3 separate regions of the Mus musculus genome follow, and all the other regions are linked to region 1. A link is a loop called in an ENCODE intact Hi-C map of the cell type or tissue named here. Cell type or tissue: gastrocnemius. All regions are shown on one strand. Links, peaks and the distances in the headings refer to the core of each region. The heading gives the core; the rest is flanking DNA. Region 1 holds the start of Kat2b (K(lysine) acetyltransferase 2B). Region 2 overlaps Kat2b (K(lysine) acetyltransferase 2B). Region 3 overlaps Kat2b (K(lysine) acetyltransferase 2B).

Region 1 (10,539 bases), core at 1,625-9,624:
GAACAAGCTGTCCTGGAATTCTCTATGTACAATAGACTGGCTTCAAACTCAAACTTGTTATTGTTTTGAATGAAATTTCTGTAGTGCCGAATGGCCTGGAATTTACTATGTAGACTAGGCTAGCCTTGAGCTAAAAAAAAAAAAAAAAAAAAAATCCATTCCCCCACTTTTGCTTTTCTTCCCCCTAAAGTACCCCCCACCATCACATCTGCCCCTGGATCTCATCATCCCACTTTTTTTTTAAAAAATATTTTTTTAAGATTTTTATTTATTATTGTATCTAAGTACACTGTAGCTGTCTTCAGATGCACCAGAAGAGGGCATCAGATCTCACTATGGGTGGTTGTGAGCCACCATGTGGTTGCTGGGATTTGAACTCAGGACCTTTGGAAGAGCAGTCAGTGCTCTTAACCACTGAGCCATCTCTCCAGCCCCATCATCCCACTTTTGAGATAACATTTACACCCAGTGGTACATACAAATCAAGAGGACCATTCCATCAGTGTAACAAATGGCCAGAAGTGGAACCCAATACCCTTTGTTAATGTCATGATGATCAAACCTGATCAAAATAAAAGAAAAGAAATGTCAGGAAGAAGTTTGATCTGAGTACTACAGTCACTTAGTTATGTTAGAAAGCTGAATAGGCATTAGTAGGCCAATCCATGAGGATAGGCCTCCCCCTCTTCCCTTCTCCTTCACTATAAACCTTGGACTCCATCTTCTATTTACATGGCGATACAACTTTTAATTTAATTAAGTAATTTAACGCTAGGGTCCCATTATGTAGCCCTTGCTGGCTCGTTGCTCATTAGGTAGCCCGGACTGGATTTGAACTTGCTACCATATATGTCTGCTTCCAACATCCTGGGATTACATTTGTGAATTATTACTCCAAGCTACCACAACCATTTTGTAGAAAAGGAAGCATTCCAATTGCCCCTCCTTAGAACTTGAGAAACTAAGAAAGAGTGGAGGGTGGGAGTCGCAGGCTTTGATGAGGCCTATTTTAGAAAGGGCGGTTTCCTCTTCCTAAAGCTGGGCTATTTAATAAGAATTGTTTTAGGCTTATTGATTTTATGGGTGTGCATGTTTTACTTGCATGTAATGTATGCCATATGCATACATGGTACCCGTTAAGGTCAGAAGGAGTGGATCCCTTGGAACTGGAGTTAGGGTGGTTGTGAACTGCTATGTGGGTGGTGGGAATTGAACCTGGGTTCTCAGCAAAAGCAATGAGTGTTCTGAACTGCGGACTGAGATGCCCAAGCTTTTAAATTGTGACTCCATTTCAGGGAACCTGACCTAAGTTTGAACTCAGGGTAAGTTAACAGGCTGGTACTTAGCATTAGTTTCCCAGTTGCCCCCCACGACAAAACCTGAGCCTAGCTGCAGTCTCTAGGCTAAATACCCAACAAGACCAGAGTTTCCAGGTTACACCCCTCAACAAGACCAGTGTCTCCAGATTATTCCCCCAACAAACCTGCACCCCCAGGTCACAAGCCCACCCCTTACCTAACGACCACCAGTGCAGAGGGGAGCAGAAGTTAAGTTTATGATAGGACTCCCAGAACCAGCCAATTATGTTAAAGGGCACAGCAGCTTTCTAATTAGGTGCTTGCACATGAATCCCTGCTTGTTGCTTACTGTAAAGCCTTGCCACATAGACAGTTGAGGCTTCCCCACCACTATAACTGTCTTGCTTGAAGGTGATGTGTTGGGGGCAGGGGAGCTTGCTCAAATAGAATAAAGACCCTGCTGTGAGTTACATCAGATCAACTCCTGTCTGTCTTTTTTGGGATCACTAATATTTCCCTGGCACAACAGACTCTAGCATCAAGTCTGGGTATTTTACATGCTTATTTTTATATTTATTTATTTATTTATTTTTGTTTTTCGAGACAGGGTTTCTCTGTATAGCCCTGGCTGTCCTGGAACTCATTTTGTAGACCAGGCTGGCCTCAAACTCAGAAATCTGCCTGCCTCTGCCTCCCGAGTCCTGAGATTAAAGGCTTTCGACACCATGCCTGGCCATAGATTTTTTTTTTCTTAAAAGATTACATTTAATGTACTATTCGACTTTTTGTTTGTTTGTTTGTTTTTGAGACAAAGAGAGAGAATTAAAGAACTTAGATTTGGCCGGGCAGTGGTGGCACATGCCTTTAATCCCAGCACTTGGGGGGTAGAGGCAGGCAGACTTCTGAGTTCGAGGCCAGCCTGGTCTACAGAGTGAGTTCCAGGACGGCCAGGGCTACACAAAGAAAAACTAAAAAAAAAGGTTACAAATTACTGTCCTCTTCCAACTGGCCCTGTCAAATCACCACAAATCACCATTAGGTGTGCATGCTTTCAATAATCCAAGCTCTCAGAGGGCAGAAGCAGGAAGATATATGTGAGTTCCTGGCCAGCCTGGTCTACAGAGTGAATTCCAGGACAGCCAGGGCTACACAGTGAAACCCTGTCTCGAAAGGCAATAAATATCATCTGGCCAGGTAACCAGTTTTTAGGGAAACTGATATGCCCACAAACACATTAAGGAGATGGGAACATTTTTCAGTCTCTTAAATGAGATAATGTTCTTACATTTACCCATAAGCCCCTCTCGCTGTGCAGCCACTTACAGATCTGGACTGCTAAGCTTGTCTGCCTTTTTTTTCCAAGACAGGGTTTCTCTGTATACCCCTGGCTGTCCTGCAACTCACTTTGTAGACCAGGCTGGCCTCGAACTCTTGTCTGCCTCTTTTTTTTTTTTTTTTTTTTTTTTTTTGGTTTTTCGAGATTGTCTGCCTTTTTGACCTCTTAACTCAAAAGGTGTATCTTTGTTTTCACACCAGTTCTATCCCTTCTTTGGTTTCTGGCCAAGAGCATAAGCATACCACCCCTGGCCCTCGGGGCATTCTCCACTTTTCTCTGAAGGTTATATACATCTCCAAACCACCCTTTTGTACAGCTACTTACACCCCACCTAGGCTCCAAGTGCAGAACAGGCTTACTTTCTGCACTCTAAAAATGAGCCAGTTTTTCTCTTCCTTCTGTTTACCTTTGGGCAGCTGCCAGAATTTACAGTTCACTATAATACAATGGGCCTCAATCTTCCTTCTGAATCCACTTAAAAATTCTTAGATAAAGGACACTAAGAACATATAAGAGAACCTGGATTTCCCCAGTAAGTAATGTTTTAATGACATTATTGTAGAAACTTGAAGAACAAACAACCAGAGGACAGTGATGTAAAACCTGAGCTTTTTCGGGAGGCAGAGGCAGGAGGATTTCTGAGTTCGAGGCCAGCCTGGTCTACAAAGTGAGTTGCAGGACAGCCAGGGCTACACAGAGAAACCCTGTCTTGAGCCCTCCCACCCCCAACAAAACAAAACAAAAAACCCCTGAGCTTTTTTTTTTTTTTTTTTTTTTTTTTTTCCCCAGACAGGATTTCTCTGTGTAGCCCTGGCTGTCCTGCAACTCACTTTGTAGACCAGGCTGACCTCGAACTCAGAAATCCACTTGCCTCTGCCTCCCAAATGCCAGGATTAAAGACATGCTGAGTTCTTTTTTTTTTTTTTTCCTTGTTTCTTTATATACAAGGTTTCACTGTGTAGCCCTAGCTGACCTGGAACTCCTAACAGTAGACCAGAATTCCTCAAACTCACAGAGCCTGGCCAGTCTCTGCTTCTGCAGTTCTGGGGTCAAAGGTGAAGACCACCGCTCCTGGCCTGTTTTTTAATTAATTTAATTAATTTTTGAGGCAAGAGTCTTACTCTATTGAGCTTCCACACTAGGCTAAGGTCAAGCCTAGGTAAGGACTTCAGTTAGATGTAGCCTAGTAAGGCTGCAGTTTCACAGCAGGTGTCACTCCTTTGAGAAGAGACTTCTTTCTCTCTTGGCATTGCATTACTCTGCGTTAAAAGGACACAGAATCTGGCGAAACACATCTTGAGACATAAAATGCAACTTTAAGCATGACTGGTAAGAGTATTTGCAAGGGAAAGCCCATCCCATATGGCTGGAGTTCAGCAGGAGCTACCAAGCTTGCTAGACAACCAATCACAAATTCATTACGACCATTGTCCCACATTGTGACTATGCTTGCTCCGCAGAATTAGGGCACTTGCCAACGGTGCTGACCGGCAATGCAGGGCTATTCAAATCGCTTTAGGAAGGTTGACCCATGTGAAAAAATGAAACAATCTCTTCCTACCATCAGAGCCAGGGACAATAGTTTTGATTTTGAAGTTTAAGTCAAAATCGGAATCACTTTCCTGGACGCTGTCTTTCTGGTTAACTTGAAAACAATAGACACACTAGCAGCTGAAAGTAGCCAACCTCGAGTGAACCCCGTAGGCGGACTAATTTCAAACTTTTTCCATGCGTTTAGTTTTCATTTCGCCGACATGTAATGTTCTCAAACGAACAAGTATTATGTGATACACACACACACACACACACACACACACACACACACACCACACACACACACCATTGAGTCATCTCCCTCCCTCTCTGGTCATATTCGGTTCAGAAACTACCAGGAGAAGACGATGGGGAAGAATTGTTTAAAAAAAAAAAGTTTAACTCAAAGTCAAAAAAAAAAAAAAAAAAAAAAGGAACCCTTCACGCCATGATTTTGGTGAATTAGCAACAAAGAGGAGGATTGGCCGCTGACGGGTACTTCTGGAAAACATTTTTTTTTCCTCTGGCTCCCGCTAGGGTGGAGGAAGTTGGGTCTCGGCGCGGGAGGGTGTCAGGCCCAGGGACGCCAGCAGCGCAGGGCGGCAGGTGCCTGGGCTGCAGCGGCCCGGTCTCGCGGGTCGCCGGTCACCTACGGGCCCTGGCGCTCCCGGCGGGCGGCTACGCTCGCAGCAGCATGCCGGAGGCCCAGGGGAGCAGAGCGCGGCCAAGGCGCTCGGGCCCGCTAGCGTCCTAGCCGCCTGGGGAGGCGCGGGGGCCTGCGATCGCTGGCGGCCGAGTGCGGCGGGGGCGGGGAGGGCGCAGGGCGGCGGCCGGGGGGGGGGGAGGGTCTCGGCTCCGCCACCAGCGCCCGCGGGGACCCTGGCAGCTGCGGGTGACAGTCGGGGCGGCATGGCCGAGGCTGGCGGGGCCGGGTCCCCAGCACTGCCTCCCGCGCCCCCGCACGGTTCCCCCCGGACCCTGGCCACCGCTGCCGGGAGCTCTGCTTCCTGCGGGCCAGCGACCGCGGTGGCCGCGGCGGGCACGGCCGAGGGACCGGGAGGAGGCGGCTCGGCCCGGATCGCCGTGAAGAAGGCGCAGTTGCGCTCTGCTCCGCGGGCGAAGAAGCTGGAGAAACTCGGCGTGTACTCCGCCTGCAAGGTACCCGCTGGGATGAGCACAATCGCGGGGTCACGGGCGGGCTCGGACCCCCCCTCCCCTCCCCCACCCACTCCCAGCTTCCCGCCGGCACCGCGGAAGTGCTGCGTTCTGTGCGCGCGCTCTGCCGCTGCGGCTTGCACAGCATCTCACTGGGACAGGGGTAGGGGGTCTTCTAGATCTGCCGGTGTCCCTCTTCTGGGAAGGATGAGTCTTGGCTTCGGAGCGCTCGGCACTGGGGCTTTTTCTGCTCTGTAGGAGCTCGCGGGAGTCCTTTCACAGGGAGTGTAACTGTGCTTGGTGTGGCAGATCTGTCGGGGTTGGGAAGCAGCTTTTTTGGGGTTGGGGGCATCTTAGCGTGTGTCTCCCCGCGCTCGCCCTCCCCACTGAGCCCCGCTAGGAGGAGCTGGGTTGTGGAGCACCCAGAAGTGTCCTGGAATCCTGGCGCTCTACGGGAGCGAAGGGGCGGAGCGCGGGGTGGGAGGTGGGCACTGCCCCAAGCCCCTGTCCTTTGGCGCCTGGCGGCCTCGGCCGTGCGGCGACAACCCTGTCATTATTGTTATTATTTATTTAGCGAAAGCGGGATCCTGGCCGCTTAGGGTGTAAACAGGGTCTGGCAGGGTGACAGCCCAGGCGGCGAGCGCGTCTGCTCAGTTTGAAGACAGCTTTCTTGCCATTCTCCCTCTTTGGGGACTTTAGGCACCCAGGGCATCCAGCTGTAGAGCACTTGTAGGGGGCTCAGCATCTCCAGGCTGCAGGGGAGAGCGACTCTGCACTGTAGACTGCGGCTTTGTTTTGACTGGGTGACAGCAGAAGTGGGCGGGGACTTGGCCTTGTCAGCCCGGGCGGCCTGTGGTTGGGACCAGGCACTCACTCACTCACACCTCCCGTGTTGCTTGCTGCTCCAGCTTACTACTGTAAAAGGAGTCGCATCCGCAGCATCCAGGTTCTCATTCCTACTCCCCACTGTACAGCCAGGATGGATAAACCTGGTAGATGACTTCCCTTCCGGGACATTCTGGTTGTCGTGTTTTCTGGAGCTTTAAGGACCTTGGGGTCTCAAGCATGCCCTGCCCATTCCTTGTGGTCACCTCCTGTTTATCGATGCAGTCACAGCACCTGCTGTGCCTTCCTGAGAGGGCTCCAGTGCGGTGCCTTATGCACACAAATATGCTTTGGAATCGCTAAAAGCAAAAATCAGGAGGTCTGGGGTGGGGTCTGAGGAGTTACATTTCCAACAAAGCCCCCCAGGAGATGTGAGTGGCAACTGAGAATACTTTCCACGAAGCAAGTATATTACTACTTTTGAATTCTGCAGAGGAGCTGGGAAATACTAACGTCACGTGGTATAGACTAAGGCGTGCAAAAAAAAAAAATTGGAAGTATGTTTCTAAGAAATGGGAAAGGCGAGGGGCTCTACTCCAAAAGCTATTGACTTCCTTAGTTTTACAGTCCTACCAGTCCGACCTACCATCCACCTTAGACAGGACCTCTGGTGTAGCATGCCGGGGAGAGAGTGGCCAACAGAACCCAGAGCAAGTTCAAGGACTTAATAAATAGGCTTGGCCTTTGCAGCTGCTCTAGTCTCATTCAGAAAGCCAGCTATGTAGTCCTGACTTAGTTTTCAGTATTAGCCTGAGTCCCCATCACCAATACCCATCTCCATACTGCCTCCTGTCTGAAAACTTTCCAGTGGTTGTACACATGCATTCTTTTTAACTTTCTCTAGGTCTTCCTATGAAGTCCAGGATGGTCTTGAACTCCTATCTGCCTAGGATTACAGTTCTACCACCATGCTCCTCCCCTGGCCTTCCCAAATACTTTGAATTATTCATTATTATTCAATTATTTGAAACTTCAAGTGTATAACTTGAGAATTTTTTTTTTTTTGGTCATATTTTCTGACAATCTCCTAGGAAAGAAAAACCTGTTATTCTTTCTTCCTGCTTTTGAGAGACTCTGAAATGAAGTTTAGTGTGTGTGGTGTTTGTCTGCGAGTGTCAGAGAGTGTTCATCTCTTCTGTGTGCTCCTTGAGTCATCTCACCAGCCTGAAAGTGTGCCGTCTTATTTGCTGATTTATTTAGCTAATGTTATGAGGATTTCTAACTGGGGCTAGGCATTAAGCCAGGTACCAGGTTTATGGCACTGGGGTCTGTCTTTGTGGAGTTGTTGGAGTATGTGTTCAGATTCTAAGGTAAAGGCAGTAACGCAGTGACAGTGGACTCCAGTGGAGCCTTTTTGGGATGTAGGGCACGGGACTTGGAGAACTCAGTAGCTGTAGATCCAGTAGACGGAGGAAGTGTCATACTGATTTAGAACTTTTGGCCCGTTGGAGTTGGGTGGGGTAGGGTTTCTTGCTGTAAAGAGAAACTGAAAGCAGTTTTGAAAACTTGGAGCTGGGCCAACCAGAGCCTGCCCTCCTTTGCTTGGGGCCTGCTGGAGTGGGGGAGGGGTGAGTGTGGCCTAGTGGGTGTTTGGGAATACTGGACTCCAAACCTGGGAGGGATGTTATCTTAGATTAAAAAAAAAAAGACATTTTATTATGTGCACGTGTGTTCGAGTGCATATGAGTGGTCAGATTATTTTCTTTAAGCCCGGCTGATTGGATTTGATGAGGTTTCTCACATAATCTGTGGCTTTTTTTTTTTTTTTTTCTTTTTTCTCAGCTTGTCTTTGTACTTAAGTTGAGCAAGTCACAAAAGACAGCTGACACTACCTTTGCCAATGACTCTTGAGCCAGTGGGAGGACATCAAGGAAGATGGAAAAAGACAGATCTGGGAAGTCTTAGTTTCCTGGGGACCACTGAAAGAAAACAGAGATCTGACATTTAGACTTTATGAAACCGAAGAAAGAGGGAAGACTCTGTGTGTGACAAACTTGTCTTACAGGATCCAGCCTAGAGCTCTTTGAACTGTTGGTGGTAAAGGTTGCATCAGAGCCACTTGGCTTGTGTGACACTGCCAGAGCGATAAGGGAAGCATAGTCTTGACCTTGGTGACTTCCCATCCTTTTGTTTCCCCTTTCCTGAGTCTATTTTATGTGTCTTCCCTGGCTGACGTCTGTCTCAGGGCTTTGTGGAACAGTTCTCTTTCCACCTCAGGTCTCACACGTTTTTCTCTGGGATCTGAAAGGTCTTCCCTCCTGAAAACTCATTCCCTACCCCGGGGAGGGAGCTTATCACAAGGCTCTCTCGGAGTTTAGTGTTGATCTCACGTGCGCGCACACACACACACACACACACACACACACCCCAAACCCAAACAAAGCCAAACCCCGGGGAGGGAGCTTATCACAAGGCTCTCTCAGAGTTTAGTATTGATCTCACGTGCACACACACACACACACACACACACATACACACACACACACACACACACACACACACACACACACCCCAAACCCAAACAAAGCCAAAAGAGATGCAAAATTTGTTCCCAGATATCTTCTCTTTATTTCCCTACCCAACATTTTCATTAGGAATTAATTACCCAAGTGCCTCCTTCCTGCAAATTTAATCGTTACCACAATAATCAAATTTGATTGTTAATCCTACTGGTTAGAGATTAAGACCACTACCACAATCTTTTTTTTTTTTTTTGCTTTTTTTTTTTTTTTTTTTTTTCAAGACAGGGTTTCTCTGTGTAGCCCTGGCTGACCAACTCACTTTGTAAACCAGGCTGGCCTCGAACTCAGAAATCCGCCTGCCTCTGGCTCCCGAGTGCTGGGATTAAAGGCATGCACCACCACACCCGACTCACAATCCAGTTTTTTAACAACTGTTTTATTTATTTATTTATTTATTTATTTATTTTATGCGAGTACACCGTAGCTGTTTTCAGACACTCCCATTAAAAATGGTTGTGAGCCACCATGTGGTTGCTGGGAATTGAACTCAGGACCTCAGGACCTCTGGAAGAGCAGGCTGTACTCTTAACCTCTGAGCTACCTCTCCAGCCCATTATTTATGTACTTTCCAAATGTTGCCCTCCTTCCCAGTTCCCCCTCCAAGAGTTCTTCGCCCCTCCCCTTTTCAAGCTCTCCCCCCCACCCCTTCCCTGGGCCATAAGTTTCTACAGGTTTAGGTGCATCTTCTCCTACTGAGGCCAGACAAGGCAGTCAGTCCTCTGTTACATATATGCCAGGGGCACAGACCAGCCCATGTATGCTCTTTGGTTGGTGGCTTAGTCTCTGGGAGCTCCCAGGGGTCCGAGTTAGTTGACACTGTTGTTCTTCCTATGCGGTTGCCATCCCCCTCAGCTCCATCAATCCTCCCCCTAACTCTTCCATAGGGTCCCTGATGTCAGCCCAATGGTTGGTTGTAAGTGTCTGCATCTGTCTCAGTCAGCTGCTAGTAGAGCCTCTCAGAGGACAGCCATGCTAGGCTAGGCTCCTGCCATGCTTGTCCTTTGGGGTCTGGGTAACCTCGCTCAGGATGATATTTTCTAGTTCCATCCATTTGATGTCCTTGTTTTTAATAGCTGAATAGTATTCCATTGTGTAAATGAACCACCTTTTCTGTACCCATTCTTTGGTTGAGGGACATCTGGGTTGTTTCCAGCTTCTGGCTATTATGAATAAAGCAGCTTTGACCAGAGTAGAGCAAGTGTCCTTGTCGCTACCACAGTCTTAAGCCAAATTTGAAGCAAGCTTTAATTAAATACTGGCCAAGTCTGTAGAAAAATGGCCATGGATCATATTTTGCAGGGACTTTAAAAGGCACAACTCATAATGCACTGAATTTCCCATCAGATCCAATCAGGGCCAGGCATGTTTTACCTGCCTACATTCCCTCTGGCTTAAATCCAATCAGGCCAAGCATACCTCGTGCCCACATGTGATCTAGTGCAGCTGGTGCAGATGGGTCAACAAACCAACCAACAAACAGCAACCCATTCTTCACTGCAAACAGAACACCCCCCCCACCCCACCCCCACCCCCAGCTGAGGACCGAACCCAGGGCCTTGCATTTGCTAGGCAAGCGCTCTACCTCTGAGCTAAATCCCCAACCCCTGCAAACAGAATTCTTAACCTGCAAGTGTATTTTTCCTGTTTTGGTCTTACATTCCTTCCCTGACTTATATCTTGAGTCAAATCCTTGACTCTGTGATGACCTGTTTATACTGGGATTTAATAACCATCAGTTTAGTGGTACCCAGACAGGACTTAGTTAGGCATTTAGTTAAGGCATCAATGATGCAAGAGTAATTATAGCAGA
Region 2 (10,539 bases), core at 1,619-9,618, 64 kb after region 1:
TCTGTATTTTCTTTTCCTCTTTTTTTTTTTTTGTTGTTGTTGTTGTTGGTTTTTCTTTTTCTTTTTTTCTTCTTTGTTTTTCGAGACAGGGTTTCTCTGTATTGCCCTGGCTGGCCTGGAACTCACTTTGTAGACCAGGCTGGCCTGGAACTCAGAAATCCGCCTGCCTCTGCCTCCCGAGTGCTGGAATTAAAGGCATGCGCCACCATGCCCGGCACCTCCTCTTTTTTTTTTTTTTTTTCTTTTGGAGACATGGTTTCTCTGTGTAGCCCTGACTGTGCAGGAACTTACTCTGTAGACCAGGTTGGCCTAGAACTCACAGAACCCTGCTTGCTTCTGCCTCCTGAGTGCTGGGAGCAAAGGTGTGCACCACCAATACCCAACTAGCCTCCCCTCTCTGGTCACACTCTCTTTTTCTCTGTAGTGATGTGTGTGTGTGTGTGTGTGTGTATTTTGCTTGTATGTATGTCTATATACTACATGATTGCAAGGTACATACCAGAAATTTAGCTATGTTCATAGCTCACAAAAGCTTTCTTCTTTTCCTGAGAGCTAGTGCATTTAAATTATTTTTAGTTTTTACTTTTTGTGATAGTGGGGATTGAGATCAGGGCCTTATATATTACTTTGTATTCCAATATGGACACGTGCTATTTTTGAACTGCATTCCAGCCTCTGCTTATGTTTTGTATGGCAGAGAGAGCTAAGTCATTCACTGAGATCCTGTCTTTGCCATAGCTGCTGGGAATCTCAGTGGATTCTCTACAGGATTCTTGTCTTTATCTAAACATTTGCTCTGTAGTTTCCCCTTCTCTTTGTTCATTTGTTTCTTCCTTCTTTCGTTCATTACTTACCTCCCTTCTTCCCTCCCTCCTTCTCTTCTTTACTTATAGTTTCTGCTGTATTAACTGAAGGAGGGGGAAGGAGGATCCATTTTTTTTTCGTTTTTGGGTACTATTGGAAAATCACAGATGGGATGAGTTGGGTGGGTGAGTGAGTCACACAGCATCCGCAGGATAGGCCCCTTAGGTGGCAGCTTGTGGACATAGCTGTGGGGCTGGAGTCATTTGACTCAATCAACCCTGGCAGTTTGTAGCTGGTAGTGCTTCTTTGGAGAAAGATCTTTGTTGAGGGAAAACAAGGGCTGCATAACTTTAGCTGGTGTTTGTCTCGGAGCAAGTGACCCCGCAGTTTTCGTTGCCTTGCAAGTCAAGATGCTGTCAGGCTTTCCATCCTGTTGGCCCTGTGGCTTGCAGCCAGTAGAACAAGCCAGTGAGCATTGGCCCAGGCTGTAGGTCTCTGGCCTTTGCCCTCCCTCATTTCCAAACGACAGGAAAGATATATTTGCTTCTCAAGTCAGAATCTAAGATAGCCAGTGTTCTCTTCTCTCTCAACCATCCCCTTTTCTTTCTTTTCCTGAGACCTGGTCTTTCTATGTAATTCAGGCCAATCTTTTTGTTGTTGTTTGAAAGAGGATCTTTCTGTGTAGCTGTGGCTAGTCTGAAACTCACTAGGTAGCTGGGGCTAGCTGTGAACTTGTAGCAATTCTTATTGCCTCAGCCTCCTGAGTACTGGGATGGGAGCATGAGCCATGGTGCCCAATTTCCAGCTCTATCCCTTTATATTTGAGAAAATAGGTTCACTGTCTCCCAGTTCATATCGATTTACCAAAAAACTAACCATTCAGTGGATCCAGTTCCCAAGGGGCTGAGATAGGAAAGAAGATCTTATCTAACTCTGAAAATAAACACAGGGACTGGGATTTCTTGCTTTTAAAATTCATGACAAATCCCGTTTAGTTTTGTTTTAAGATGGAGTCTCGTGTAGCTTTAAACTCAGCATGTAGCTGAGGATGGCCTAAGCACTCTGATCCTTCTGCCTCCACTTCCGAGGTCTGGGATTCTAGCCAGAGCTACAATTGATTCATGCTTAATCTTTAACACTGCAAACACACAGTGCTTACCTTTATTACAGCACATCGAAAGGATCAGTAACTCCTCCACATCCATAACGTATATGGGCCCCCTAGAAGGTGTTGTGCTCTGAGGGAAATATTCCTCTTTCTGTCCCCTTTTTTTTTCTTTGGAGCCTTTGATTCTCAGGCTGGAATTAGAAGCGGTATATTTGGTTTGTGGGCCCAGAGAACATGCACCTGGCCTCTACAGACAGAGAAGGAGTGGAAAAAGACAGAGGTAGAGAAAGCTCCTTCCAAGCTTCTGAGCCTGCGCTCCTGGCCTTGGCCTTATGTGTGCAGAGTGGAGCCTGCTTTTTCTAGTGTTTAAGACTCTGAGAGCTTCAGCTACCTGTGGTGGCCTCAATGAGTCTCACTGGGCCTCTGGGTCCCTAGCAAGCAAAAATGGGAAAGAAGGGGAAACTGAAGGAGGAGTAGAGTGGTGTGTGTGTGTGTGTGTGTGTGTGTGTGTGTGTGTGTGTGTGTGTGTATGTGTGTGTATTCAGTGCAGGATAGTCCAGACTGCTCAGAATTGAGAGGTTGTTTGGCTCTGTTTAAACGCAAGAAGGCAAGTTTTTGGTATCTAGGAGTTTGAGTATCTGACTTAAAGATTAGTTCTTATATATGTAGCTAAGTTGGTGATTTCTCTTAAAGCTTAGGTATATGTGGGGTAAGGTGGGGGGGAGGAAAGAAATAGATGTAGTATGGGATGTATTTGTATGTGTGACTATGTGTGTACGCATGCGTGCTTTAAATGCTAGATACGGTGGTACATACCTGTAATTCCAGTACTTGGAAAATTGAGGCTGAGAAAGAAGGGCCACGAGTTCAAGGTCAGCCTGGACTACATAGGGAGACCCTGTTTCAAAAAACCAAAACCTGGACCACATAACTACAAACACACCATAAAAAAGCCTTTCAAACTAAAGTTTGTTTTAAAAAAATGATTTCTTTGCAGCTCTTGAGAAAGTCAATTTTACAAAGAGGAAAACCTGTGGTTGAAGGCTCCTTGGAGAAGAAGCCGCCATTTGAGAAGCCCAGTATTGAACAGGTAAGCATATTTAGAGGAGCTCTTTTTTCATGCATTTAAGGCTGAAGGCCCTGCCAGGTTTTGTTTGCTGGGTTCAAACCTGGAACCAGTTAGCCATCATATACCATTAAGATATATTCTAGCCTGAAGATTTTATGCTTCCTTCAACATTTCTATATAGTTCTTGCATCCATCCCCACCCAGCTACAAGATGTTCCTACAAATAGGGGCTGGTGAGATGGCTCAGTGGGTAAGAGCACTGACTGTTCTTTCCAAAGTCCTGAGTTCAAATCTCAGCCACCACATGGTGGCTCACAACCATCTGTAATGGGATCTGATGCCCTCTTCTGTGTCCCATGTACGTGCCTAGTGTCATGAATATTCTGGCTTTTGTCTTTTGGGAGTGTTGTTCACTTAGACTCCACTCTGTATGTAGGAGAATTGAGTAGAACATGTAGTTAGTAAGAACTCATAAAACGTGCCTTTTCATGCTTTTGAGATCTAAAAATGAAGGCTTTGTGTTTATTTATTTATTTATTATTTATTTATTTTTTCCATTTTTTATTAGGTATTTAGCTCATTTACATTTCCAACGCTATACCAAAAGTCCCCCATACCCACCCACCCCCACTCCCCTACCCACCCACTCCCCCTTTTTGGCCCTGGCGTTCCCCTGTACTGGGGCATATAAAGTTTGCGTGTCCAATGGGCCTCTCTTTCCAGTGATGGCCGACTAGGCCATCTTTTGATACATATGCAATACATATGGAGTCAAGAGCTCCAGGGTACTGGTTAGTTCATAATGTTGTTCCACCTATAGGGTTGCAGATCCCTTTAGCTCCTTGGCTACTTTCTCTAGCTCCTCCATTGGGAGCCCTGTGATCCATCCATTAGCTGACTGTGAGCATCCACTTCTGTGTTTGCTAGGCTCCGGCATAGTCTCACAGGAGACAGCTACATCTGGGTCCTTTCAATAAAATCTTGCTAGTGTATGCAATGGTGTCAGCATTTGGATGCTGATTATGGGGTGGATCCCTGGATATGGCAGTCTCTACATGGTCCATCCTTTCATCTCAGCTCCAAACTTTGTCTCTGTAACTCCTTCCATGGGTGTTTTGTTCCCAATTCTAAGGAGGGGCATAGTGTCCACACTTCAGTCTTCATTCTTCTTGAGTTTCATGTGTTTAGCAAATTGTATCTTATATCTTGGGTATCCTAGGTTTGGGGCTAATATCCACTTATCAGTGAGTACATATTGTGTGAGTTCCTTTGTGAATGTGTTACCTCACTCAGGATGATGCCCTCCAGGTCCATCCATTTGGCTAGGAATTTCATAAATTCATTCTTTTTAATAGCTGAGTAGTACTCCATTGTGTAGATATACCACATTTTCTGTATCCATTCCTCTGTTGAGGGGCATCTGGGTTCTTTCCAGCTTCTGGCTATTATAAATAAGGCTGCTATGAACATAGTGGAGCATGTGTCCTTCTTACCAGTTGGGGCATCTTCTGGATATATGCCCAGGAGAGGTATTGCTGGATCCTCCGGTAGTACTATGTCCAGTTTTCTAAGGAACTGCCAGATTGATTTCCAGAGTGGTTGTACAAGCCTGCAATCCCACCAACAATGGAGGAGTGTTCCTCTTTCTCCACATCCACGCCAGCATCTGCTGTCACCTGAATTTTTGATCTTAGCCATTCTGACTGGTGTGAGGTGGAATCTCAGGGTTGTTTTGATTTGCATTTCCCTGATGATTAAGGATGTTGAACATTTTTTCAGGTGCTTCTCTACCATTCGGTATTCCTCAGGTGAGAATTCTTTGTTCAGTTCTGAGCCCCATTTTTTAATGGGGTTATTTGGCTTTGTTTTTTTATTTGGCACTGTCTGAAAAAGCCTATTGAGGAGAGGGAGTTCATTAAAGATGTGGTAAACATTGTAACTTGGTGGGGGTGGAGGTGGGAGTTAATTCTAATTCTAGTGATGTTTCTGTTGCTGTGAAGTACCTGATTTCAGTTGTTGTGATAAAATACCTGATTTCTGTTGTTGTGATAAAAATACCTCATTAAAAAAAAAAAAAAGAAAGAACAGTTTCTGAGAAAGATGTTTCTTCAGTTTACAATCCAGATTGCAGTTCTTCATAACAGGAAGTCACAGTGGCAGGAACTCCAGGAAGCTTATCATATCACATTCACAGTCAAGAGCAGAAAGCAGTGAATTCATTTAGGCTTGCTGTGTTCAGTTTTGTTTACTTATGCTTAAGCAGATCAGAACCTCAGTCATAGGGAATGGTGCTACCCACAGTGGGCTGGCTCATCCCACATCAATAAACTGGATTAAGACCATTCTCTGAAGCCATGCCCAACTCTCTAAGACTGTTTTCCCAGGTGATGACTGTAGGTCAAGTTGACAGCGCTAACCATCACAATATGATACCAGCGTTGTTACAAATACATGACTTTTTGTAAGAATAATTTTTTTCCTCCTCCTCCTCTTCATCTTTGGTTTATTGAGACAGGGTTTCTCTGTATAGCTCTGGCTATCTTGGAACTCACTGTGCAGACCAGGCTGGCCTCAAATTCAGAGATCCATCTGTCTCTGCCTTCCAAGTGCTGACATTAAAGCTGTGCGCCACCACTGCCTGGCTGAGAATATGTTTCCTATTGATTCTAAACTAGGAAGACTTCTTGATCTTTTATGTGATGAGATGGGAATATTTTATAGAAAATTTAAATCAACCTATAACTCTCTCGGAAAAGTACATATTTTGGCGGTTAGTTCAAGATGAGGTAGTGAACTTTTAAAAAATTCACAGACAGAAACAATTATCCCAGAACCTCATTTATTTAAGGGTTTTTTTACCCCTTCCCATGTTTGTCCGGGATTTGCTCTTTGATGCTTCAGATTGAAGTGGGGGCAAAATGATAATTCTGATTTTTTTTATTTTGTAACTTCTTCCACTGTGACCAGAAGGGAGATTTCCCATGGTAGTAGTGGTTCTTTTTAAGCAAAGGGAAAACTTTTTTTTCTCTATTGAGAAATTATCTTTTTTTTTTTTTCTAATAACCACTGAGGTAACTGGCTGTATTCTGAGTTAATATGGTTATCTAGCTTCATTAACATGCTGCATTTCCATCTTTTCAGGGTGTGAACAACTTCGTGCAGTACAAGTTTAGTCACTTGCCATCGAAAGAGAGGCAGACAACGATCGAGCTGGCCAAGATGTTTCTGAACCGCATCAACTACTGGCATCTGGAGGCTCCATCTCAGCGGAGACTACGGTCTCCCAATGATGACATCTCTGGATACAAGGAAAACTACACAAGGTAACTGAGTTCGAATCCTGCAGCCTGGCTCCAAAGAGAACCTTTCAAGGCATGAAATTACTATTCACTTCTGCTCTGCTCAGTGACTCCATTCACTCAGACAGCATGCCTATGCAGTTTAGTTTCAAGTTCTAGTTTTAATTAATTAATTAATTAATTAATAATGTATTTATATTTATTTGTCTCTCTGCCCTGCCATGTATGTGGGGGTTGTAGAAACAGGCTTGTAGGGATCGGCTCTCTCTACCATGTGATACAGAGAAATGTTACCCAGTCCTCAGGTTTGGTGGCAAGAACCATTATCCACTGAGCCATCTTACTAGCCCTGATGATATTTTAGATAAATTAAATTAAATAGGGTTAATTTAACTTCTAGTTTTTATTTCTTCAATGTGGCTACTATGTGATTTACAACATCTACAGGAGCCAAGACACATGCCTTTAAATCCAACATTTGAGAGGCAGAAGCAAGCAGATCTCTGAAAAGACCAGCTTAGTCTACTTTAGTGAGTTCCATATTATATGCTCAACCAATGCTATATAATAAGACACTGTCACAAAGAAAAAAATGTTAGAACATGGCTTATATTTTTTCATTTAACTTTTTGGTTTTAATTTTAATGATTACAATATCATATAGTATATTGACATGAAGGATAAATTAGAAAACAATTCTGCATGTTCATTTTCCAAAATATAAAGGCTTACATTCATCTTCAGTTAAGTAGCTGTGGGAAGAAATTTTATCTCTTTCCATGATATTCATACCATGTATGGACTTGTTTGAGAGAGGGTGCATGTAGCCCGGGTATCCTTGAACTCACTATATAGCCCAGGTGAATTCTGAGATTACAGGTGTGTACCACCAATCCTGTGCTTGTAGCTCTTACTGGAGAAAATTATTGTTTCATCAAGAAAAAAAGGGACAAAAGAGAAAGAAAGAAAGAAAGAAAGAAAGAAAGGAAGGAAGGAAGGAAGGAAGGAAGGAAGAAAGAAGGAAAGAAGGAAAGAAGGAAAGAAGGAAAGAAGGAAAGAAGGAAAGAAGGAAAGAAGGAAAGAAGGAAAGAAGGAAAGAAAGGAAGGTGAATAATTAAAAAAAGAGGTGTGTGCATACCTGTGCTCTGAAGATGCTAAAAGTGGAGGCAGGATGATTGTGAGTTTCAGGCCACAGTCTTTAAGAGGGGGTTTGGAGGTTTGAGGTAGAATGGAAGGAGAAGAAAGAGAATTAAATGTTAAAGAAACACGAGCGATATTGCCAAATTTTAGAAAACAAAGTGAAGCTGGGTGTGGTGGTGTATGCCTTTAATCAAAGCACTTGAGAGGCAGATCTCTGAGTTGGGGGGCAGCCTGAATGAGTTTCCGGACAGCCAGAACTATACAGAGAAACACTGTCTGCAAAAAAAAAACCAAAAACCAAAAAACAAAAAACAAAAAACAAAAAACAAACAAACAAACAAAAAACCCAACCCAAACCAACCAACCAACCAAACCAAACCAAACCCAAATAATTAGTAGAGGGAGGCACTTCGGAACTATCAAGAAATGGTTGGCACATAATAGATACTTAGAGAGTGGCAAAACCAGAAATTGGGCTCTCAGTGGGCTCAGGGCTTGTCTCTGGTCCCACCTTCCTCTATCTGTGTGAGCTGTAGAGCAGCCTTCTCTTTCCTTACTCTCAGCTTCTTGCTCTGTGGAGTTGTATCCTCTGAGAAGTTTGCACTGCTGTCTGGCATAAACCAGTTACAGGGAAGATTTTGGGTTTTGTTTTCACCTGCCTCCCCCACCAGTGCTATCTAGAACACAGTCTGCCAATGTAGGGTTGTCAAGACTAATGGACAGTTGAACGAGAGTGTTGGTATTTGAGTGAGACTTTTGAAGCTGTCATAGTATATGATAGAAACAGGAGAAGAGTCCTTTGGTGCTCAGCTTCCCCCCTGGACCAAAAAGGTGGAGCTAACCATGAGAAGAGAAACCTGCCCAGAGACAGTGGATATGTCCCTGTATGTCCTGGGACCTGTTCATTTCTAGACCAAGAGACTCTGTTTATAATAGGAGGGAATGAAGGTAGATGCATTCACCTCAGCGTCCTCCATCATGCCCTTTGATGAAAGGAAACAGGGAGAAGAACCCAGCAAAGTTGAGGACAATTGGGGAAAAAAAAATAAAACAACAAACAGACCATACTTACAGAACACTATTAACGTAAAAATGAGGCAAGTGGGATTCTCTGTGGTGAATAAAGGTCTGAAGCTTTATTTATTGAAAAAAGTAAAAAGCAACCTGAGATGGCACATGTCTATAATCTTAGTCCCAGGGATGTGATCCCAGGAGGGTCAGGACTGCAAGGCCAGACAGCTACAGGAGACCCCACCTCAAAATACAAAATAAATGAAACGGATTTAACAGAATTGCTTGGCACTCTTATGAGTAAAAGAAAAGGTGTTTTAAGTTTTACATTATTGTTTAGTCAGTTGTGGTAGTTCATGGATCTTGGTGTTTGAGGCTAGCCTGCTCTACACAGCTAGTTCCAGGCCAGCCAGGGCTACGAAAAGAGACCCTATCTCAAAACCAACCAACCAACCAGCCAACCAACCAGATAATTAAATCTTTTATTATGATATTCATAAACCATAATTTTTATAGCAGAAATGCCAGTTTCTTGATTGTCAGATACCTATAATGCATTTTAGACACAAGCTAGCACTGCTTAGATACAGATGTGAAGCCCAGATAGGGGCCACATGTGCAAAATAGTACCTACACTGTATGAATATGTATATATGTATGTATATATCCATATATGTCTGTCTGTCTGTCTGTCTGTCTGTCTGTCTGTCTGTCTGTCTATCTATCTATCTATCTATCTATCTACCTACCTACCTACCTACCTACCTACCTACCTACCTACCTATCTATCTATCTATCTATCTATCTATCTATCTATCTATCATCCATCTATAGAGAGGAGTGAGCTGAGAGAGGAAAACAGAAGTAGTGTAGTGTTTTAAGACTATGAATCTGGGAAGATTGCTCAGTGATTTACTGCACACACTGCTCTTGCAGGGGACTGGTGTTTGGTTCCCAGCACTCATATTAGGTGGCTCATAACCACCTGTGTGTAACTCCAGTTCCAAGGGATCCAACACTGTGTTCCTCCTCAGGCACTAGGCACACATGGTGCATATACATAAATACAGACAAAACGCTATAACATACATAGACTAAAATTTAAAAAGAAGAAAAGGTTGTGGATCAAGGCAGACATAATAACACCAACTCGCTTCTCCCCAAGGAGTGACTCATGCTTGTAACCCCGGTGCTTAGGGGTCTGAGGTAGCAGTTTTGCCATGAGTTCAAAGCCAGGCTACACTACAGAGTAAAGCTGTCTCAAAATATGGGGGTAGGGTGGGACGCAAGCAAAAAGCTTTTTCCTTCTCGTCTACCCATCTTCTTTCTTTCCCTCCCTCTCTTCCCCTTCCCTGGATAGTTCAGATTGGTGTTGAACCTACCATTCTCCTGCCTTGGCCTACCATGTAAGGAGAATTATGGGTGTGTATGATCATGAAAGTCTTCCTGCTAAGAGACACAGCACAGCTCCATTGCCCCCTACATAGGATCGTTTGGGGTCAGATACAGACTGAGGCCCCCTAGGTGTACAGCAGCACGCCATTCATTCCTGCCCTTGCTTCACCTTACCTGTTAGCGTCCTCATTGGATGGAGGAAGGTTTTTATTTTTTATTTTTATTGTTTTGGATAGCAGCCCTGGCCTGGAAGAGGGGGGTTTGTGCAATGACACATTCCCATGGCGTCTCCCATACTTACTGCTACACTCTGGGAATCCCATGATCTCTGCTTACTGCTGTCTCTGGAAGTAGTAGAGTCCACCACATCTGTAGACTGGAAATCCAAGGGACGGTTTCTGAATCTTTTCATTTTCAAGCACTAGCGTTGAAGGAAGTTTTCTAAATTAGATGGCCCCGATGGTCAGCTCGCTGCAGACCTCTGGTCAGGTCAAGCAAACTGGGTTTCTCTTCTATCCCACAGTGCTGAAAGCAGCCTTGACTTTGAGGCTGCAGAGTATACCTAGGTGACAGATGGTCAAAGCTTCTTACTTCCTGCGCCTGACTGGGGTTTGAACAGTCTTAAAGCTCTTTATCTTCCCCCCACAGCTTCGGCAGTAAGAGAGTGTCATCTAGGCAGTTCATTCATTCATTTGTTCATTCTATGTATCATA
Region 3 (10,539 bases), core at 843-8,842, 83 kb after region 1:
GTGTGAAAGTGTGTTAATGAGCTTCATATTTGAGGAACAAATTGCATTTGGACATTGAAAAGTTACTATTTTCTTCTTTTTTTAAGTGAACAACCCCTCAGGTATTTCTGTGTAGTGCTGCTGTCCTAGAAATTGCTATACAGACCAGGCTGCCCTCAAACTCACAGAGATCTACCTACTTTGTCAGTGTTAGGATTAAAGGCATGCGGTACCATGCCTGCTTTCAAATTACTATTCGTATTTTTATTCAGTTATTGGATTGGGGATGTAGCTCAATGGTGGAGTGCTTGCCTGGAACGTATAAAGCTCTGGGTTCTAGCCTCAACAATACATGTGTGCACACACATATACACACACAAACACACAGATGTGTGCACACATGAGTGAACACACAATGCTTGCACCAGATTAAAAAAATAGATGCAGGTAATAATAGTAAAAGGAAAAGAAAGCCAGAAAAATCAAATGTGAGTATGGAAAGGAGAAAAGGTCATAACAAGGTGGGTGTGGTAATGCTAACTATAATCCCAGCAGTTAGGAGGCTGAGCTCAGAGGATTTCAGGACTGACTTTGTTTTTATAGTATGTCAAATGCCAGACGTGGTTACATCAGACATGGACATAAGAAGGCAATAGAAAAAGCTACCATGTTCTACAATTTTCAGGAGGAACATAGGAGAATGTTCTCTGTGCCTTTGCATACTTTTCTCAGCCAGGGCCTTGCTGGCCTTGTGAAGTGTCATTTTTAAGGGAGAGGAATCCAAACCCCACCCTCCCAAATTACGACATGTGAGTGTTAAAGTGGACCATTTTGTAATGAGAAAAGAAAATTTACTGTTTAAAATTTATTTATTTAACTTTATAATTTTCCATTGTGCATGTATGGTATACATGTGAGTGTGTGTGGTACACATGTGTGTGGAGCTCTAAGACTGATGTTAGGAATCTTCCTCTCCCGGTGTCGGTGGCAGTGCATGCCTTTAAATCCAACCCTTGGGAGGCAGAGGCAGGCACATCTCTGAGTTCAAAGCCTGCCTTGTTTACAGAGCATGCTTCAGGACAGCCAGGGCAACACAGAGAAATCCTGTTTCAAACAACAGACAGACAAACAAACAAGAAACTCAAACAAAACAAAAAGAATCTTCCTTGATCACTTTCCACATTATTCCCTGAGGCCAAATATTTCAATTGAACCCAAAGCTTACAGAGAAAGGCTGGTCTAGCTAGCCAGCTTTCTGTAGAGATATTGGCCTCCTCCTCCTCCTCCTTCCAAGGGCTGGAATTAGAAGTCGGTCAGCATGACTGCCTGGCTTTTGTGGGTGCTAAGGATCTGACTTTTGAGTCACACATTTGGAAGGCAAGTCATTTTACCATAGCCATCTCCTCAGTGTTTTTATTAAAGCAAAACATTTTACTGGTATTTTTCAAATATATAAAAAGGTACCTAAATATAATATACGAGCATGCATATGAACACCTGTTGTATAATGTGTAGATGGAGGTAAATAATTAGATCAACCAGCATTGAAGGTTTGAAAAACAAACTTGGCCGGGCGTGGTGGTGCACATCTTTAATCCCAGCACTTGGGAGGCAGAAGCAGGCGGATTTCTGAGTTCGAGGTCAGCCTGGTCTACAGAGTGAGTTCCAGGACAGCCAGGGCTACACAGAGAAACCCTGTCTCGAAAAACCAAAAAAAAAAAAAAAAAAAAAAAAGGAAAAAGAAAAACAAACCTTCTTAATTTATATATCAAGCAGACAAAATGTCCTCCAGGCCTGGGTTGCTGGATGCTCAGGGATTATTCTACCCCCAGCATTGGGAAACACAGATTCTTGCTAGGAAGAAATTAGAGATTTAATAACAACAACCAACACATTCTATTTGAGGCGATTAAAACAGTCTTTGACATCTATGATCATAGAAATGTATTACAGTTTTGAATTCACTGTGTAGTCAAGGAAGACCTTGAGCTCCCAATCCTCCAATAAATAACAGAAACCAAGCTCTATGTCAAAAAACAAACAACAAACAACAAACGAACAAACAAATAAACAAACATAAAAACCAAACCCATATGTTTAGGCTTGGAAAGATGGCCCAGTGTTTCAAAGCCCTGGCTGTTCTTGCAGAGGACCCGTGCTTGGTTCCTAGTACCCATGTCAGACAGCTCCCAGTTACCTGGAACTCCAGTTCCAGACAGGATCTGACATCCTCATACAGACATGCATGCAGGCAAAATAGCAATGTATACAACATAAAAGTAAATAAAAAATTAAGACAAAGAAACATGCTTTAATAACTCATATGTCAGGTTGAAAGTCATCTTAGAAAATAAGCAATCTTTAAGATGGATCTGGAATTGGCAGTGGTGGTGATCTCCCTTCTCTTCCACCACCACTTTTTTCCCTCCTGAGACAGCCATTAGTGCTATTAGAAAATTAGTAGGGAGACCAGTGTGAAAATGTACATCTATTATCCCAGCTTTCGGAAGATAGAAGCAGGAGTATTACCACCAGTTTGAAGCTAACCCGAGCCATACACATACACATACACATACACATACACATACACATACACATACACATACACATACACATACACATACACACACACACACACACACACACACATATACACATACATATACACATACACATACACACACACACACATACACATACACACACACACACACATATATATGTGTGTGTGTGTGTCTAATACTAATAGTCTAATACTATATATATATGTATATGTGTATATATGTATATTATATATGTGTGTGTCTGTGTAATATTGATGGTCTAATACTATATATATGTATACACACACACACACCCACACACACCCATATATATAGTATTAGACCATCCAGGGATACATGGCAAGACATTTTCTCACTCCACATCTCCTCCCCAAGTACATTAGATCCATCAGTATGTATTTCCATTTCAAACCATCCATTTTTTTTCTTTTGCCTTTTATTTTGAACATCACAGGAGAAAAGAGGAAAATGAACAACTCTCATGCTCCCGAGGAGGCCAAGAGATCTCGAGTGATGGGGGATATTCCCGTGGAATTGATCAATGAGGTCATGTCTACCATCACAGACCCTGCAGGGATGCTTGGACCAGAGGTCAGCAGGGTGAACAAGGCACCTTCTGGTCTCCCTGCCACACTAGCTGTCACAGATGAGGGTGGGGTGCTGAGAACACACTGCTGGTCACCTGTAACCTAGAGGCCACTATAGGGAGGTCAGGAGTGGCTAACCAAGATGTGGTTCCCTTTGATAAATATCAATTACAGGGGCACAAACTACAGTTTCAAGTAGTTGGGAACGTTTCCATAGTGAAGAATTTCAAGCTTCCACCAGCAATGCAAAAGACAAAACAAAAGAAAACAAAAGAAAACGAAACACCCATGGACTGTGTTGTGCTGAGAAGCGTCAGTGATTACCTCCTTTTTTCCTTTCTTGACCTCCTTTTCCTCTCCTGTGAACCTTTTAGAATCATTGCAGAGTCCGAAACAGATATAATAATACATCACACCTAGTGCATCTGCCTGTGTCTCATAGGAAAGCAATTCTCTTATATAATCACGTGAGTTAGCACTCAGGAAATTTAACTTCATTATAAGGTTCTCTGGTTTAGGGTTGGCAGACTGTAGCCTACCAGTCATGTCTGCTGCTCAGCTTGTGGGCTAAGGAATTGGGTGTCAGCTTCTTACTCGCTAGGAGTGAAGGTGTCCAGCGTCGTAGGCTGGAAATCGCTTTTCTGGGCTGTGTTAATTGCTAACCATTGCGCATAGCAGGAAAATGGAATCACTGAGGCTTGGAATGTGTGTCTTGCAAAAAAAAAAAAAAAAGTTCATCTCTTGACTTTTCAGTGGAAAGTTTGCTGACTTATGGCCTAATTTTCAACCTCTAGGTCCAGTGACCATCTGACCAATTTATGCTATTCATAATATGCGTTATTGTTGGAGGCTCAGTTAAGAACCAAGCATAGAATTCAGTATTCATTTCTTCATCTTTTTATCTTCCTTCTCTCTGTCTCTGTCTCTCTCCTTCCTCCCTCCCTGCCTGCCTCCCTGCCTCCTTCCTTCCTTCCTTCCTTCCTTCCTTCCTTCCTTCCTTCCTTCCTTTCCTTCTCTCTCTCTCTCTCTCTCTCTTTCTTTCTTTCTTTTTTTTTTCCTGGACTGGTCTCATGTAGTCTAGGCTGATCTTGGACTATCTATATAGCCAGGATTAATGACCTTGAACCACCTTGCTAGGTTCATGTGGTGGTGGGGATCAAGTCAAGGGCTTGTTATATGCCATATTCCATACCTCCGAGCCATATCCCCGGCTCCTTAGTCTCCTTTAAAGCCATTCTCCAGGCCTTTTCTCTTCTCTTACAATGCTGTCTTTGTTGAGGAACTTTGTTAGCAAATTATGCATAATATCTCAGTGTGGATCTGTGTAATAGTTTAGGTCAATGCAGGTAAAACATTTTGGTTGAAAGTCTGCTCTCATCTTATTGTAAGACATCCAGGAACAGGGAGGCTCAAGACGTTTCCAGGAAATGAACACATGACTTGGGTAGTAGTGTATAAACAACTTCTATCTTTTTGGTGTGGCTTTGCTAGATTAAATCAGTAAGTTTCATACTGCTCTGTTTTTGTGACTCTTTTATTAATGTCAAAGATCATTTGGAGGATTGAGTGTTGCAACAGAACCATCTCATAAAATTCATTCCTTCTGGACTGACTATCCAGTCTGTGGGGACCTAAAGCTGACCTTCTGTGTATTGGCTTTAGGGGTTTCGTAACTTCATACATGAGCCAGAGCTTGGCCTGCTCAGATGAAAAGTGGGGAGGCAGTCTCCCATTTCACAATCTGTTGCTGTAGTTAATAGTGTATCAGCATGCCCAAGAAAGCTGCTACAGTTTTAGACATTTTTGTAAGCTAGTTTTTAAATATCTTGGTCACTTGAAATATCTACCACAGTGATACCCAGTCACCTAGACAACTAGCCAGAGACCTCAAAGCTAGTGCTATAGTTAGGATTTTTCTTCCCAGCAGAGCTGTTTGTCAAAGATTTCCTTGCCCAGCATGAGGTGGATTAAAGCATGGGGTGCTGGCTCTAGGCCATGTAGCCTGCTGTGAGTTTTAAGTCTGGATCAATAGATACTTCTAGAAAGAAAAGTGTCTTCCCAAAAGAGGCACTAAGAATATAAATATGACTGCTGCTCTATTTCAAGAATTTGGAACCTGTTATCTTAATGGTCTTTAATTTATTATTATTATTATTATTATTTTCATTGCTTCTATGTTATTAATATGTTGTGTGAGTGACTCACTCATGCATCGAGGCTAGGGGACAACTTTCACAAGTCAGTTCTCTCCTTTAGTTGTGGATTCTGGGCCTCAAACCGAAGTCATCAGTTTTGTGCAGTGAACACTCTTACCTGATAATGCATCTTATTGGTTCTCTCTTAAAAATGAACACTGATTTATTTAATGTGCTTGTGTGTGTATGTGTTCATGCACCAGTGGAGACACCCAGGCCATGGTGTAAATATGGAGGTTAGAGGCCAGTGTGAGGGGATTCATTTTCACCTTCCGTCAGATGGGTCTTTGTCCAGGTATTGAACTTAGGTTCTCGGGTTTTGTATCAAGCACCCTACCTGCTGTGCCACCTGACTGCTCCCCCAATTCAAAAATTTTTATATTTATTTTTATTTATTTATGGCATATATCTGAGTACATGCCATGTATGTGTGGCTGCCCATAGAAGCCAGAAAGGGGCACTGGGTCCCCTGGAGCTGGAGTTGCAGGCGGTTGTGAGCCTCCCAATATGGGGGCTTGAAACCAAGCCTGCGTTCCCTGTAGACCAGCAGGCACTGTGAACTGCTGATCTTTTCCTCAAGCTCCGCTACCCTCCTTAGAGTTGGAAGATCATGCTCCGTATTCTATACTAGTGTGTCTGTGTCTGCTTATAGGCTACAGTAGCAACTGAATAGGAGAGAGGGGGTACACATGATTAAAAATATCTTATTTTATTGTTTAAATTACCTGTACATGTATATCTGTGTGGAATTATGTACATGTGCCCAAGGAGGCCAGAGGAGGGTGTCAGACTCTCAGGACTGGAGTTACAGGCAGTTGTGAGCCACCAAGTGTGTGTATTTTGTAGGACCCACACTTGGGTCCTCTCAAAGAGCAGTGCATGCTCTTAACCAAGGAGCCAGCTTTCTAACACCGCCCTAAAATATTGTCTTAAAGATAACTTTTGCGTTGATACATATGTTCACATGAGCATGGCAGGACATCGGTGCCCATGCATGGCAGATTCTCTCTCAAAACAAAAACAAACAAACAAACAAACCAAAACCCCACATAACTTGTTTGTTGATTAGTCTCAGTAGTCAGCTTGCACTACTGCTGGCCACCAGATCCACTTGAAATCCTAGGCTCTGGGGATCTGCACTCTGGTCCTCAAGTTATGCAGCAAGTGCTTTAGTTGGTGTGCTATCTCCTCAGCTCTTCTAAAATATTTTCTACAGGTTCTCTTACAAAACGATTTTCCTAATCAGAAGTGATATATATATTTCCTGTCCCTGGGCAAGCTGAGGTAGGAAGATTTTAGTTCAAGGCCAGCTTATACTACAGAGCAAGACCCTGTCTCAGAACAACAACCAAAAGTTTTCTGATGCCTAACCCATATAAAATATAATGCACATGCACTTATTAACTTTTCATAATGCTAATTTATCTACTTAATTCATCCACTTACTTTTGTGTGCGTGGTTTCCCATGCCTGTGTGTGCATCAGGGCCAGAAGAGGGTATTCAGTATCTTCCCCTACAACTTTCCTTCAAGCCTTTTGAGACGGGGCCTCAACCTAGGGCTTCAGCTTATTTTCTTGGTTAGGTTGGAAGCCAGCAAGCCCTAGTGACCCTTCTGTCTATGCCTTCATTGGAGCTGGGGTTACAAGTGTGCAAAAGGATGCTCGTGGCTTGTTCTATGGATACTGGGATTCCAAACTCCAGTCTGTCTGATTATATAGTAAACTTTTTTAACTGCTGATTCACCTATCTAACCTACTTAATTCACATTTCTATTTTGTCTTCATAACTTGTGGGATGTGGATGCACAGGGGCTCTTGTGCATATGTGTTTAAGACCCAGAAATTCACATCAGAGTCTTATCAGAACATGGAAAGAGTTCATATTATCCAGTCCACCACTTTCAAAGAAAAGCCCTTTGTAATCTATTCTTGTCTTCTGGATCCCAGACCAATTTTCTGTCAGCCCATTCGGCCAGAGATGAGGCGGCACGGCTGGAAGAACGCAGGGGTGTCATTGAATTCCACGTGGTGGGCAACTCCCTGAACCAGAAACCAAACAAGAAGATCCTGATGTGGCTCGTGGGCCTCCAGAATGTGTTTTCCCACCAGCTGCCCAGAATGCCCAAAGAGTACATCACACGGCTCGTCTTTGACCCGTAAGTTCAACTCATTCTTCCTTAGTTCCTCTCCAGTCCAAGGACGAACTGTTTATTTAGACAGTGACATTCAGCCCTTGGAATATAGCTGCCTTCTGTCCTACTGTTGATAGAGAGCCATACTGATATAACTTTCGGGTCAAAATCACTAAGATTAATCTATCAACACTTTTTACATTCTTATTAATAGACTGAAATTTTATAGCCACGAGAGCATAGAAATCCTAGGGTGTCTTACTTCATAGCCCATACATTCTTGGCTTTGTTATATTAACTAGGTACCACTGTAGACCAAGTACCCATAGGTAAGGTTGCACCAAAGTTGTGTTGGATCTTCAGGAGAAGTACAGAGGACAGCACCATATCTGCTATGCCATATACTCTGTAAACCTTGGGAAAACCATTGGGATTTTGGATATGTTAACCTACAAAATCTATGGGTTTAAGGAAAAACAAAACAAAACAACCAAGGATGAGGATGTAGTTCATCGGTAGAGGGCTCACCTAGCATAAACAAAGCCCTAGGTTCAATGCACAATTCTATCAATCAATCAATCAATCAATCAATCAATCAATCAGTCAGTCTGCAAAAAGCATGTATCCTGACAGTAGCAGATGGCAGACAGAGGTTTGAAAGTAAATCTGTGTTTATTGTTAATTTATATATAACAGACCCAACAAACCCAACAACAAGTAAGCAGATGTCTCCAATTGGCTGTATTTTGACCTAGTTAGCGAGACAGCCTATGTGAAATGTGCTCTGTGCACGTGGCAAGTCAGAGTGAGTCAGTCAGGTGAGATTCCACACATGGGGGCTTGACAGTTCCTACATGTGGATGTTATGTTCTTTGATGTAACGTCACTGTCTGTGTAAGTGTGAACTCTTCAGAAATGCAGGCCATCCTTGTGTACAGCTTTGAGCTCTCCCTCCAACCCCTATAGCCCGCTGGACATTGGGCATGCCAGTTTCAGAACCCTTCTAAGCACACACTTATGGGCTCAGGCTCTTCTCAGGGAATACTTTCTTTGCTTTGGTGGGAGCTTTGATGAAGTAGGCTTGCCCTGTAGAGTCCAGGGAAATGGCTGCCTAGCATCTAGATGAAAGAACTTACAACCCATCCCCTTCCAAGCAGGAAGCATCTCCACAAGTGTTTTACGTAACCAAACAAGATAAAACTCTGATTGAACATTATTTTATTTATTTTTAGGAAACACAAAACCCTTGCTTTAATTAAAGATGGCCGTGTCATTGGTGGTATCTGTTTCCGGATGTTTCCATCCCAGGGATTCACAGAGATTGTTTTCTGTGCAGTAACCTCAAATGAACAAGTCAAGGTAAGAGCTGCCCAGGACCTTGGCAGGGAAGCAGGGGTAGGGCTTCTTGCTGCTGCAGAGGAGCATGGGAGTTCCCTCTAGGCTCGGCTCAGAGAAGGCTCAGGATGTGAAGTTCAGGCCTTCCTTCGAAGTTCTCTCCCTGTGTGTATGTGGGCATAGTTCATCAGACTGAATATTTTTAGTAGGGTTGCACAGAGGCTTTGTCTAAGCAGAGCTTGTATCCTGACAGTAGCAGATGGCAGGCAAATCTGTGTTTATTGTTAATTTATATGTAACAGACACAGACAATCAGATGGGACACACACACACACACACACACACACATACACACACACGCACAGAGTATTTAGTTATCTCACACACTTCAACAAGATTCTCATGACCTTGTCTATAAAGAGAAACGAATATTAAGGAAATCCCAAAAGGAGTTGGGTGTGATGGCCCACACACATTTAATCCCAGTGCATAGGAAGGAGAGGTAGGTAGATCTCTGTGAGTTTGAGGCCAGCCTGGTTTACCTATTAAGTCCAGGATAGCCCAGAAGGCCCTGTCTAAAATAGAAACAGACGGAAAGAAGAAGAGTATTTACGTGGACTTGGCTCTGTGCATGCTAAGTTAGCACTTTGCCACACATAGCTGTAACCCTGTTGTTCCTGCATTAGGTTTTGATTTTGCTGAAGTCCTCCTCTGTCCCTCCCATGTTGTCTCTGGCACGGGTCCTCTGTTCCTTTGGCGCTAAGGCTGTGCTTTCTTAGGGTTGCCTGGAATAACCTAGATGTGCTGGGTACAAAGAGCACTTCTCTACACTCTGTCGTATTCTACTCTGTTTTTCTGAGGACACTGTTTCCGTCTTAGAAGGTTTTGCTTTTGGCATTCAACAGACCTTCCTAAAGCTGCCCCTTAATACCATTCTCATGCTGTTGGTGACCCCCACACAGAAAATTATTTTTGCTACTACTTCATAGTTGTAATTTTGCTAGCTATAAATTGTAATATAAATGTAGGATATTTGATATCTGACCCCAAAGGGGTTAAGACCCACAGGTTGCAGACAGATACAAAAGAGTATGAAGAAACTGTGTGTGAGAAGGGGCCGTGAACAGCTTAGGAGTCAGGAGCACTACAAACAAAGTTGTTGTAAGGTCTGAGGCAAGTTGTTCAACAGTAGCGTGTGGAAGCTGCACACACAATCCATCACTGCACTTAGTCTACGCTTTCTAGAAAATCTATTTCAAAACAGCAAGTGCAGGCAGGAGAGGCCATTTTTTTCAAATATGTTTCATTTAAGGTAAAATTCAGTATCATGAGGAATCGTCAACAGCATCTGCATTCTCTGTACTAAGCCTTTGAAACCGCTGTGTGGTTTAGACTCCCAGCCTGTCCCACCCAGTTTGGACTGGCCACATTCATGTACTCAGTGAGCACAAGAGGCTGGTGGCTTCTGTCCTGGGCAGTGCAGGGCGAAGGAGTCTATTAGTTCTTTCAGAGTCAAAGAAGGACTGCCATTTACAAAGACTAAAAATAAGTCACTGGAAGACGCATTTTCTGTTCCAAGTGTGGTTAGGTTTGCATGTCCCTCCCATGTTCACTGCCCAACACCCCTTCCCCTGCTTCCCTCCCCTTTAAAGACAAAAAGTCTCCTGGAATTGATGGTGGTCTCATATTTGCTATATAGTGGCCCTGAGCTCCTGATCCTATTGCCTATTTTCTCTCTCCCTCTCCT

The links. Peaks named below come from ENCODE experiments on the same cell type or tissue, not always from the same donor. Only the 100,000 strongest peaks of a DNase experiment are listed, where the experiment ranks them.
Region 2: it touches region 1 in a loop (3.0-fold over the local background); 4 of 42 quality-filtered maps call a loop at or near these places.
Region 3: it touches region 1 in a loop (2.2-fold over the local background); 9 of 42 quality-filtered maps call a loop at or near these places.

The regions. Positions count from the first base shown.
Region 1 is chr17:53,562,254-53,572,792 of GRCm38, forward strand. It overlaps Kat2b (K(lysine) acetyltransferase 2B), which reads left to right and starts at 4,718. Exons shown (of 18, transcript NM_020005.4): 1 at 4,718-5,325. The coding sequence starts at 5,077. In gastrocnemius, for the core only: CTCF peaks have their summits at 4,712 and 5,714; DNase peaks (open chromatin) are centred at 4,089, 4,461, 4,844, 5,227 and 3 more places; H3K4me3 peaks cover 4,626 bases; H3K27ac peaks cover 4,818 bases.
Region 2 is chr17:53,626,415-53,636,953 of GRCm38, forward strand. Kat2b (K(lysine) acetyltransferase 2B) reads left to right here. Exons shown (of 18, transcript NM_020005.4): 4 at 2,910-3,002; 5 at 6,123-6,304. Among named protein-coding and RNA genes, the nearest start is that of Sgo1, 58 kb to the right of the region's middle. In gastrocnemius, for the core only: no CTCF peak of the experiment used is centred there; no DNase peak of the experiment used is centred there.
Region 3 is chr17:53,645,750-53,656,288 of GRCm38, forward strand. It overlaps Kat2b (K(lysine) acetyltransferase 2B), which reads left to right. Exons shown (of 18, transcript NM_020005.4): 9 at 2,998-3,134; 10 at 7,273-7,481; 11 at 8,690-8,816. Among named protein-coding and RNA genes, the nearest start is that of Sgo1, 38 kb to the right of the region's middle. In gastrocnemius, for the core only: no CTCF peak of the experiment used is centred there; DNase peaks (open chromatin) are centred at 5,125 and 5,750; H3K27ac peaks cover 1,372 bases.